Regions from separate parts of the Mus musculus genome. Here all the other regions are linked to region 2. Evidence: chromatin contacts called from ENCODE Hi-C or POLR2A ChIA-PET data. All regions are on one chromosome and are shown on one strand. The core of a region is the stretch at or near the end of the contact, and the rest is flanking DNA. Distances in the headings are between cores, read along the strand shown. Region 1 holds the start of Polr2j (polymerase (RNA) II (DNA directed) polypeptide J). Region 2 holds the start of Rasa4 (RAS p21 protein activator 4). Region 3 holds the start of Alkbh4 (alkB homolog 4, lysine demethylase).

Region 1 (2,700 bases), core at 193-2,692, 33 kb before region 2:
AACCCTGTCTTGAACCCCCCCCCCCCCCCGCAAAAAAAGCCTGAGAACTTGACCTACAGCAGAACCCAAGATGCAACCAAGTACCAGGAAGGACCTCACGGCTTGTCCCTTGGCCCATACCCCAGAGTTACTCCCTAGCAACAGTTAATCAAAGATTAGTCTGGTTGCTTCAGATCTACTTTCAGATAGTTTGTGATTGTTCATCTCCCTTCACAGCACCACCTGTCAGCTTACAACAGACATTCAGTTAGATACCTGCCAAGCTCCATACCCCGTCACTCCCACTCCCTAGAAAACCTTGTCCTGGGTTCAAGGCTGCTCTGCCTTCTCTTCCTGTCCTGTTGTGTCAGGGTTGGGTTGGAGGAGAGCCCAAGCCCGAGCTTGTGATAAAGAGACCCTAATGGAAACGGCTCCTTAATGATCTTTTGGGGTTCACAAACGATTCCTAGCACACCTCCATACCTTTTTCCCACTGAGATAGAGACTAAGCTGACTTCCAAGAAGGGGCACACACACGAGAGAAGGGTTACACAAGAGAGAAGGGTTCGTAGCAAACTTTGAGTCATCAAAAGAGTGTATTTGGCTACCATTAAGACAATTACATAAAGCCAGAGCCGGTGGCTCAGGCCGTTAATCCCAGGTAGAAGCAGGTGGATCGCTGAGTTTGAGGCTAGTCTGGTCTGCAAAGCTCGTTCCAAGACAGTCAAGGAGGATACACAGAGAAACCCTACCTCCAAAAGACAATTAGATGCTTAATCTCTAAACCTGTAGCCACTCGAGTGCAAAGTACTTCCCCCTGCTCTCTGAATGCACACAGACCCAACTTGCGTCTGTCTTACTTTCTTAGCGCTCTCTTCCTCTGAACCCTCCTGCTTAAGCCCATATTAAAGTATCTTTAATTAAAAACCCACCAATCCTGCTTCACTAAACCGAAGAGTCCTGAAATTCTTTTTAGCGTGGAGCCACGAACCCGGGTTTGGCCTAAGTCGGGATCCCTGAAAATCTAGGAGAAACCCTCAGGTTGCTGAGGAGTGTAAGAGAGCTGTGTCTCTGTCCCTTCACAGCTGTCATCATGAACCAAGTGTCTGGAGCAAGACACTCCATGTCCCAGAGCCTCCGATTTCCCACTGCAAAATGCATGCACGCGCCAGTGCTTCGCGCCGCTGCCTGAAGCTGGGCAGACTCGCATTGAGCAGCACGGAAGACTCAAAGCAAAGCCCGCCTCCCGCCTCGGTTTCCCCAGACAGGAGCAGTGCGGCGCTCCAGCGGAGCTGACGGCCGGCAGGCTCCTATGCAACCGTCCCCGCCTCCGCCGGCCTCCACTTACTTCTTCTCGCCCTCGAAGAGCAAGAACGACTCGAAGGCCGGAGGAGCGTTCATCCTAGCGCCGCGCTCTCGCTCCCCGACACCAACCCACAGTCTCCTTCCGCCAACAGAGCCCCGAAGCGCGACCACTTCCGGATTTCTCAGCCGCAGCCAATCAGTGTAAGCACCTGGCCCCCGCCCCCTAGCGGCTCGGATGACCTAATGCAGGCGCAGGCAAGGCTGAGGGCGAGCCGTGCGCATGCGTCAGTTTAGAACCCTTGTTCGAGGCGTCCATGCTGAGTGTTTTGGCGCGTGCTCCCGCGCCCGGAGTTGAGCCACCTGTAGCTGGCTCCCCGGTACCGACTGAATGGGACTAAGAGTCTAAGTGGGCTGCTGCTGCAGGACCCCCGGGTGGGCCGACACTGGCGGACTTATGAGGCCTTCTAGATGAGGACCAGTGGAGCAAGAAGGGATGTAAAGGTTGGGGAGGAGCTTGGGGTACCAGCGCATCTTCTCTTGAGCACACAGGTAACTAAAAACACGATGAAAGCTTTGCACCTCGCCATTTTTCAGCGGTCTCTGTAGCAATCTTTTATTTTTCCTATTTTTAAAGATTTTTATTTGCATATCTTGTATGGGCACGTATATGCAGGTGCCTTTGGAGACCAGAAGAGGGTTGGGTCACCTGGAGCTGGAGTTACAGGTGGTTGTGAGCCCCCCCTGCCCCAGTGGGTGCTGGGAACCGAACTCCAGTCCCCTGCAGGAGCAGTAAGACCCTTAACTGCTGAGCCATTTCTCCAGCCTCCCTGATGGCTCATCTTGTCAACCGGATGAAATTTAGAATCATCCTAGAAACAAACCCCTAGGAGGGGCCAGCAAGACAGCCCAGTGGGCAAGGGGGAGTGTGACCAAATCTGATTACCTAAATTCAGTCCCCAGAACCCACGTGGTGGTAGAGAACAGACTTCTCCGACCTCCCTTCACGGTATGCATTTACACATGTGTGCACTCACAATAGAGAATAATAATCATAACCATAATAAAGAACGTTTGGTTGTCTTTGGGATTCTAGACAGATTTGACTGAGGAAGACAGACGTGTATGGCATCATCCTAGAGGCTCAGGAGTCAGACTACAGCTTCCTGGCGCAGATGCAGTGTGCTTGGCTGCCTGGGAATCCTGTTGCTATGACATCTGCATTGTATACCCTTCCTTAAGATGCTTCTGGTTGGTTGTTTTTTTGTTTTTTTTTTTTGGGGGGGGGGTTCGAGACAGGGTTTCTCTGTGTAGCCCTGGCTGTCCTGGAGCTCACTTTGTAGACCAGGCTGGCCTCAAACTCAGAAATCCGACTGCCTCTGCCTCCCGAGTGCTGGGATTAAAGGCATGGACCACCAC
Region 2 (2,700 bases), core at 100-2,599:
GCTCCTGGCACTGAGAGTGCTGGGAGAGCCCGCCTGCCCGCCGGAGAGATGAACACACACACACACACACACACACACACACACACACACACACCTCCCCAATTCTCAGTTCTCTGTAGCCAGGAAACCCACCGGGACCCGGAGCGCACTTTGAACCCTAGGCCTCTGCCCCGCCCTTTCTTCGGTTTTATGATCGTGGCTTCTCCCCGACACTAGGATTTCAAGCACTTGGGTCCAGAAAGGGAAACTGAATCTTTGCAAATGAGGACATAAGAAAGCCACGAGACACGTTCTAGGAGTCACGCAGTTGACCTCGGGAACTCACTAAAAACAGTGTGACAAAGGGGTGTCCGAAAGCTCCCCAAATCTGGCGATGGATTAGAGGAAGCTTTATGAAGGACGGTAATGCATTTTAGGAGCCCTAGATTCACGACCTTGCTTTGACACCACCAGCTAACATTTCCTGTCTGTCGGCATCGGTTTTCTAATCTGTAAAGTGGTCCGAGGAGAAATGCCTTGCAGGGAGCGATTAAAGGGAGAGGCCCGGCAAAGTCAAGGGAGACTCTAAATCCTGCCTCTATGCATCCCTCCTGTCCCCTTGACCTACACCCCCACCCCCACTTTTCACACCTGCATGCCTTGCCCAAATGAATAGCGAATAGCGAACAAGTCCGGCGGACAACTCTTGGGGTTGTTATGGACTCCCAAACTACAGAGAGAGGGGGGGACACTCCGCCCCTTTCAGCCACACCCTGGGCAGTTCTTGCGATGCCATCCCAGTGCCAGTTTCAGTCTTTTAAAACTCCTGCCCCCCTATGAGCCCTGGCTTCCTGCTGTTCCCAGGTGGAGAAGCCCCTCCCTTGTCTCTAGCCCTCCGCCTCTAGCTTGCCCCTCCACTCTGTCAGGTATTCACAGCAAATCTCGCTGTCCCCATTTTCGTAGCCAGTCCCCCTCCGTGGCTGTACACGCCACATCCTCTCCGCTGCTCTCCTTGTGGGGAAGCCCTAAGGACCCCCCGCAAAGGTCAAGTATATAAAAGGGGATCCCATCAAAGTTGGGGTGGCCACCACCCGTACCCACTACTCACATGTCCTTGGCGGGCAGATTTTTCCCTTCTACGATTCGGATGGACAGCGAACTGCGCTTGGCCATTGCGGGTCGGCGACGTGGAGGCCTGGCGGGGAGGGGTTCGGACTCATGGGTCCCCTCTCGGGGTAAGGAGGGGGAACAGTGCGAGTGGCGCTGCAGGCAGGCGGGTGCGGAGGCCAGAGAGGGGAGCGCTGGGGCTGAGGGATCTCCGCTACTCCATTCACCCCTCCCCGCCCCTCCTGCGGGGGCGGGGAGACACTGCATGGAAGGACCAATCAGCGTCCTGGATGCCCAGAATGGGCGCGGCCTATGCGGCTTGCGTCCCTCATTGGCCACCTGGAAGGGAGGGCGGGCGGGGCCTGCCCCGAAGTGTAGCTGCTGGCACCCGGAGATTCTTCCACCACCAGGATCCCTCCTGGTGCTCTCGATTCTCAGAGAGAGAGCCCAGGCTCACGGAGGGACCTGGGTGTGCAGCATAGCTGCAAATCCATTAATGGCCGCACGCTGGGAGTAACTTGTCTGTGACAGACCTGGAAAGATGTGAAGACTCAGGCAGTTGGGAAAGTTTGAGGACATCAAATCTGGAAAACAGGATTGTTTGGGGCGTGTTTGTATTGTGGTTTCGTGTGTGTTCAGGTGTGCAGGTAGAGGCCAGAGATCACCCTCCGATTTCATTCTTCAAGATCCGTCCACCATTTATTTATTTGTTTATTTATTTATTTTTGAGACAGGGTTTTTCTGTGTAGCCCTAGCTGTCCTAGAACTCTCTCTACAGACCAGGCTGGGCTCGAATACAAAGATTCACTTGTCTCTGCCTCCCAAGTGTTGGGATTAAAAGCCTGCACCACCACCTCCAGGCTCTGGCTACCTTTTTAAAATTTTTGTTTTTTATTGGCTGATTGATTAGGGTGTGGCTTACATGTTGTGGTCCCAAGTGGAAATCAGAGGACACCCGCAAGAATCTTTTCTTTACTTTCACCAAATGGGTCCCAGGGATCAAATTCAGATTATCAGACTTGGGCAGGAGTCTTTCTACTGACCCATCTCCTCTGCCCCACCTTGTAAGACACAAGGTCTCTCATTGGCTTGAAACCTCCCCAGTAGTCTAGACTGGCTGGCCAGTGAGACTCCAGGATCCACCTTTCTCCATCTTGCCCACTTCTGGAGTTCTTTACAAGAGTTCAACACCATGCCCAGCTATCCATTAGTCCTGGGAACGAGTGATTCTTCTGCTTGCAAAGCAGTTTAGCAAGTGAACCATACTTACCTAGCCCTAGATCTGCATTCCAGCCCGCCATCGCTGCCCATACTGGTGACCAAACCTAGGTCCTTGAGTGTCCTGGTCAAAAATTCTGCTACGAGTGACATCATTTTATTCTTCTTTACCCCAAAATAAGATTCCATTGGGGATACAGACATACATACAGATTTTTTTTTTTTTTTGACACAGGGTTTCTTTGAGTAACCCTGACTGTCCTGGAACTCTATAAACCAGGCTGACTTCAAACTCACAGAGATTCCCCTCGCCTCTGCCTCTCCAAGTGCTGGGAATTAAGGGGTGCGTCATCAGCACCACTCCACCAGATTTTATTATGCTATGTGCACATATGC
Region 3 (2,700 bases), core at 15-2,514, 52 kb before region 2:
CTCTTTAAGTGTCTGTCGCCTCAGCCACCCACAGCTCCTATCTCAGGCCTCTACTCAAGCATTCCCCTGGCTATGCATCCCAGCAACTTGCTACAGCACTGCCAGGGCCATACAAATGCTCTGAAGTTATTTTTCATTCATTCATTCATTCATTCATCCATCCATTGCCCATTTTGATGGAAGGTGTTAGCCTGGTCAACAGAGAGCTAGAAGGGAAACATTTTAACATTCTTCCTGGCCTACCTGACTCCTGATCCTATTAGTATCTTGTAAGACAGATTTGTTTTTGTTTTTCAAGATGGGCTTTCCTGGAACTCCCTATGTAGATCAGGCTAGCCTGGGACTCACAGAGATCTGCCTGCCTCTGCATCCCAAGTGCTAAGTCTAATGGCATGCACCACCACTGCCCGGCTGTAAAGCTGATTCATACAGGTTTGTTTTCCCAAAAAAATTTCCCCCAAATCAAAGCCTGTTTTGGAGACAGGTTTCTCTGTAGTGTAGTCCTGGCTGTCCTGGAACTCACTCTGTAGACCAGGCTGGCCTCGAACTCGGAATTCCACCTGCCTCTTGTCTCCCGAGTGCTGGGATTAAAGGCATGCGCCACCACTGCCCGGCTGCCTGTGCTGTCTTAAGTCGCTCATTCCCTGTCTAATACAGGCGGCCTAGTGTTCAGCACTCCCTACCATTTCCATGCAGTCTCCCTTGTGCTCCGGAAGCTCACTCAAAACCAGACCCGTTCAGTCCAAGTTATTTACCACTGCCCCCCACCCCCACCCCTCACCCCCCAAAGTCACAGAGATGATGTGTGACAGCCGCTTCCCTACTGCCAAGGTAACTCCTAAAACCTGCTGGGCGGCTGAGGTCCGTTCTCCAGCCTCTCTGCCTTTCAAATGCAGAGATCTCGGCGTGCACCAGCATTTCCCCGCCCTTCCATTAATCAGCCGATGGCACTTGGTCCACCTTTTGGGTTTTGTGAATATTGAAGATATAAGCGCTCCAAACAACTCACCTACCGCGAGGCTTTGGTCCTTGGCTGTTTTACAGGCAAGCTGGGCCTTAGTTTCCCATTAAGATGAATAGATTTTCTGGCTATGACTCTTTTCCTAGTCCGTACCTGAAGGCAGATCTGCCAGGGCGGGTCCCTGTGGCGTTGTCTCTCGCAGATAAGACAGGTCCGGATGCCCTTACAGCCGCACTCCTGCAAAAGAGAAACTTCAGCCGCCGCCGCCATCGCGTCCTCCGATCAGTTAAGAGCGCAGGCGCGAGACGCAGGGGCCGCTGGGAGTTGTAGTCATCGCAGAAGCAGGAGGTGGGGCGTAAGGCTGGCGTTCTACTTCCTTCCGGTCGCAACGGACTCGCAAAGGGTTTGTTGTGCGCCACCTCCTGGGCTCCCCGGCAGCGGGCCTTAGCGACCGGACTTCGTGGAGGCGCGGGTTCGGTTGAGCCCTCGGCCACCCATGGCTCCTCTCACGCCGCAACTGCTCCTGCAACGTGGGCGACCCAAGACGGATAAGCTGGGGAAGATTCAGAGTTTGAAGTAAGAGCATGTGGGGTTGAAGCGGATCCGGGGCGTGGGGTTCTTCCCCGCCAGGGTGGTTTGATGGGCGGAATGCAAGGCTCAGACCCCTCCGTCTCCTCCTCCTGCCCGGGTTATTCTGTTATCCGGGATTCGAGCCCCAGTCGAATCTCGCGCCAAACGGAGATGTGGGAGATTGGCAGCCAACGCCCGGCGTCAGATAAACTTGGAGCGAACGCCCTTAGCCTTGCGCGGAGTGGAAAGACTGATGAGATACTAAGGGATGTTGAGGGATCCTGTGTAGCACGGAACGGGCTAGCAGGAACTAGTAAAAACAAGAAGGAACTTGGAAGTCTTGGGCTCTAAAGTCATTTTGTTTTGTTTGTTTGCTTGCCTGTTTGTTTTTGAGACAGGGTTTCTCTGTGTAGCCCTGGCTGTCCTGGAACTCACTCTGTAGACCAGGCTGGCTTCGAACTCAGAAATCCACCTGCCTCTGCCTCACAAGTGCTGGGATTAAAGGCGTGCGTGTGCCACCACTGCCCGGCAACAAAGTACTCTTTAAGGGAGGGAAGATGGGCCACAGAAATGATCTGCAGATAAAGGTGCCTGTCTGTCATCAAGCCTGAATTCAATCCCTTGGGCCCAGACAGTGGAGCAAAGCAGCTCCCTAAAACCATGACCCCCTTAATCACGCTTTGATTGTGCCCATTCCTATCCACACACCACACACAGATACATAGACACTCTGTAATACATAGAAAGGTAAGTTAGGAAGTGAGAAGGCTAGAACAGTTGGCATAGCTCAGTTGCTACATTGCTTACTAGACATGCACAGAGCCTGAGTATCCCTAGGGTTCCATCCCTATCAACACCTGAACAGCTCCCAAGGGGTGGCACATGCCTGTCATCTCAGCACGTGGGTAGGGGGAGGAGAGTTAAGTTCAAGGCTTTCCTGGACTACGCAATGAGTTGTGTAGGATGGGATCTCTTGAGTTTTGCGGCCAACCTAGTCTACATAGTTCAGGCTAGCCAAGTCTAAAGCAAGCTTCATGCTTGCACAAGAACTTTGTTGGTGGAAATCCCTCTGGGACAGATGGGGTAATTAATGGGAGGGTCTGGCCCGCTCCCTCAGCTCTCTTGCTCTCTGCCCTCACCCCAGTCTGTCGGGGCTGCAGCTGCTCTCA

What was found. A loop is a pair of places that touch in the nucleus more often than their neighbours do. ChIA-PET counts read pairs that join two places held with the same protein, here RNA polymerase II (POLR2A).
Region 1: a loop to region 2 is called in a map of heart, with 2.4 times the contacts of the local background. The contact joins the promoter of Polr2j here to the promoter of Rasa4 in region 2. A Hi-C loop is called at or near these places in 1 of 37 maps with a recorded cell type or tissue (heart). POLR2A ChIA-PET finds 5 or more read pairs at or near these places in 4 of 5 experiments (Patski and embryonic stem cell).
Region 3: a map of CH12.LX shows a loop between it and region 2 (2.5-fold over the local background). The contact joins the promoter of Alkbh4 here to the promoter of Rasa4 in region 2. A Hi-C loop is called at or near these places in 1 of 37 maps with a recorded cell type or tissue (CH12.LX). POLR2A ChIA-PET finds 5 or more read pairs at or near these places in 2 of 5 experiments (Patski and embryonic stem cell).

What each region holds. Positions count from the first base shown.
Region 1 is chr5:136,115,433-136,118,132 of GRCm38, reverse strand. Polr2j (polymerase (RNA) II (DNA directed) polypeptide J) reads right to left here and starts at 1,442. Exons shown (of 4, transcript NM_011293.2): 1 at 1,328-1,442. The coding sequence starts at 1,380.
Region 2 is chr5:136,082,565-136,085,264 of GRCm38, reverse strand. Rasa4 (RAS p21 protein activator 4) reads right to left here and starts at 1,349. Exons shown (of 21, transcript NM_133914.3): 1 at 1,088-1,349. The coding sequence starts at 1,152.
Region 3 is chr5:136,134,709-136,137,408 of GRCm38, reverse strand. It overlaps Alkbh4 (alkB homolog 4, lysine demethylase), which reads right to left and starts at 1,264. Exons shown (of 3, transcript NM_001347492.1): 1 at 1,115-1,264. The coding sequence starts at 1,231. Lrwd1 (leucine-rich repeats and WD repeat domain containing 1) reads left to right here and starts at 1,335. Exons shown (of 15, transcript NM_027891.4): 1 at 1,335-1,537; 2 at 2,676-2,700. The coding sequence starts at 1,458.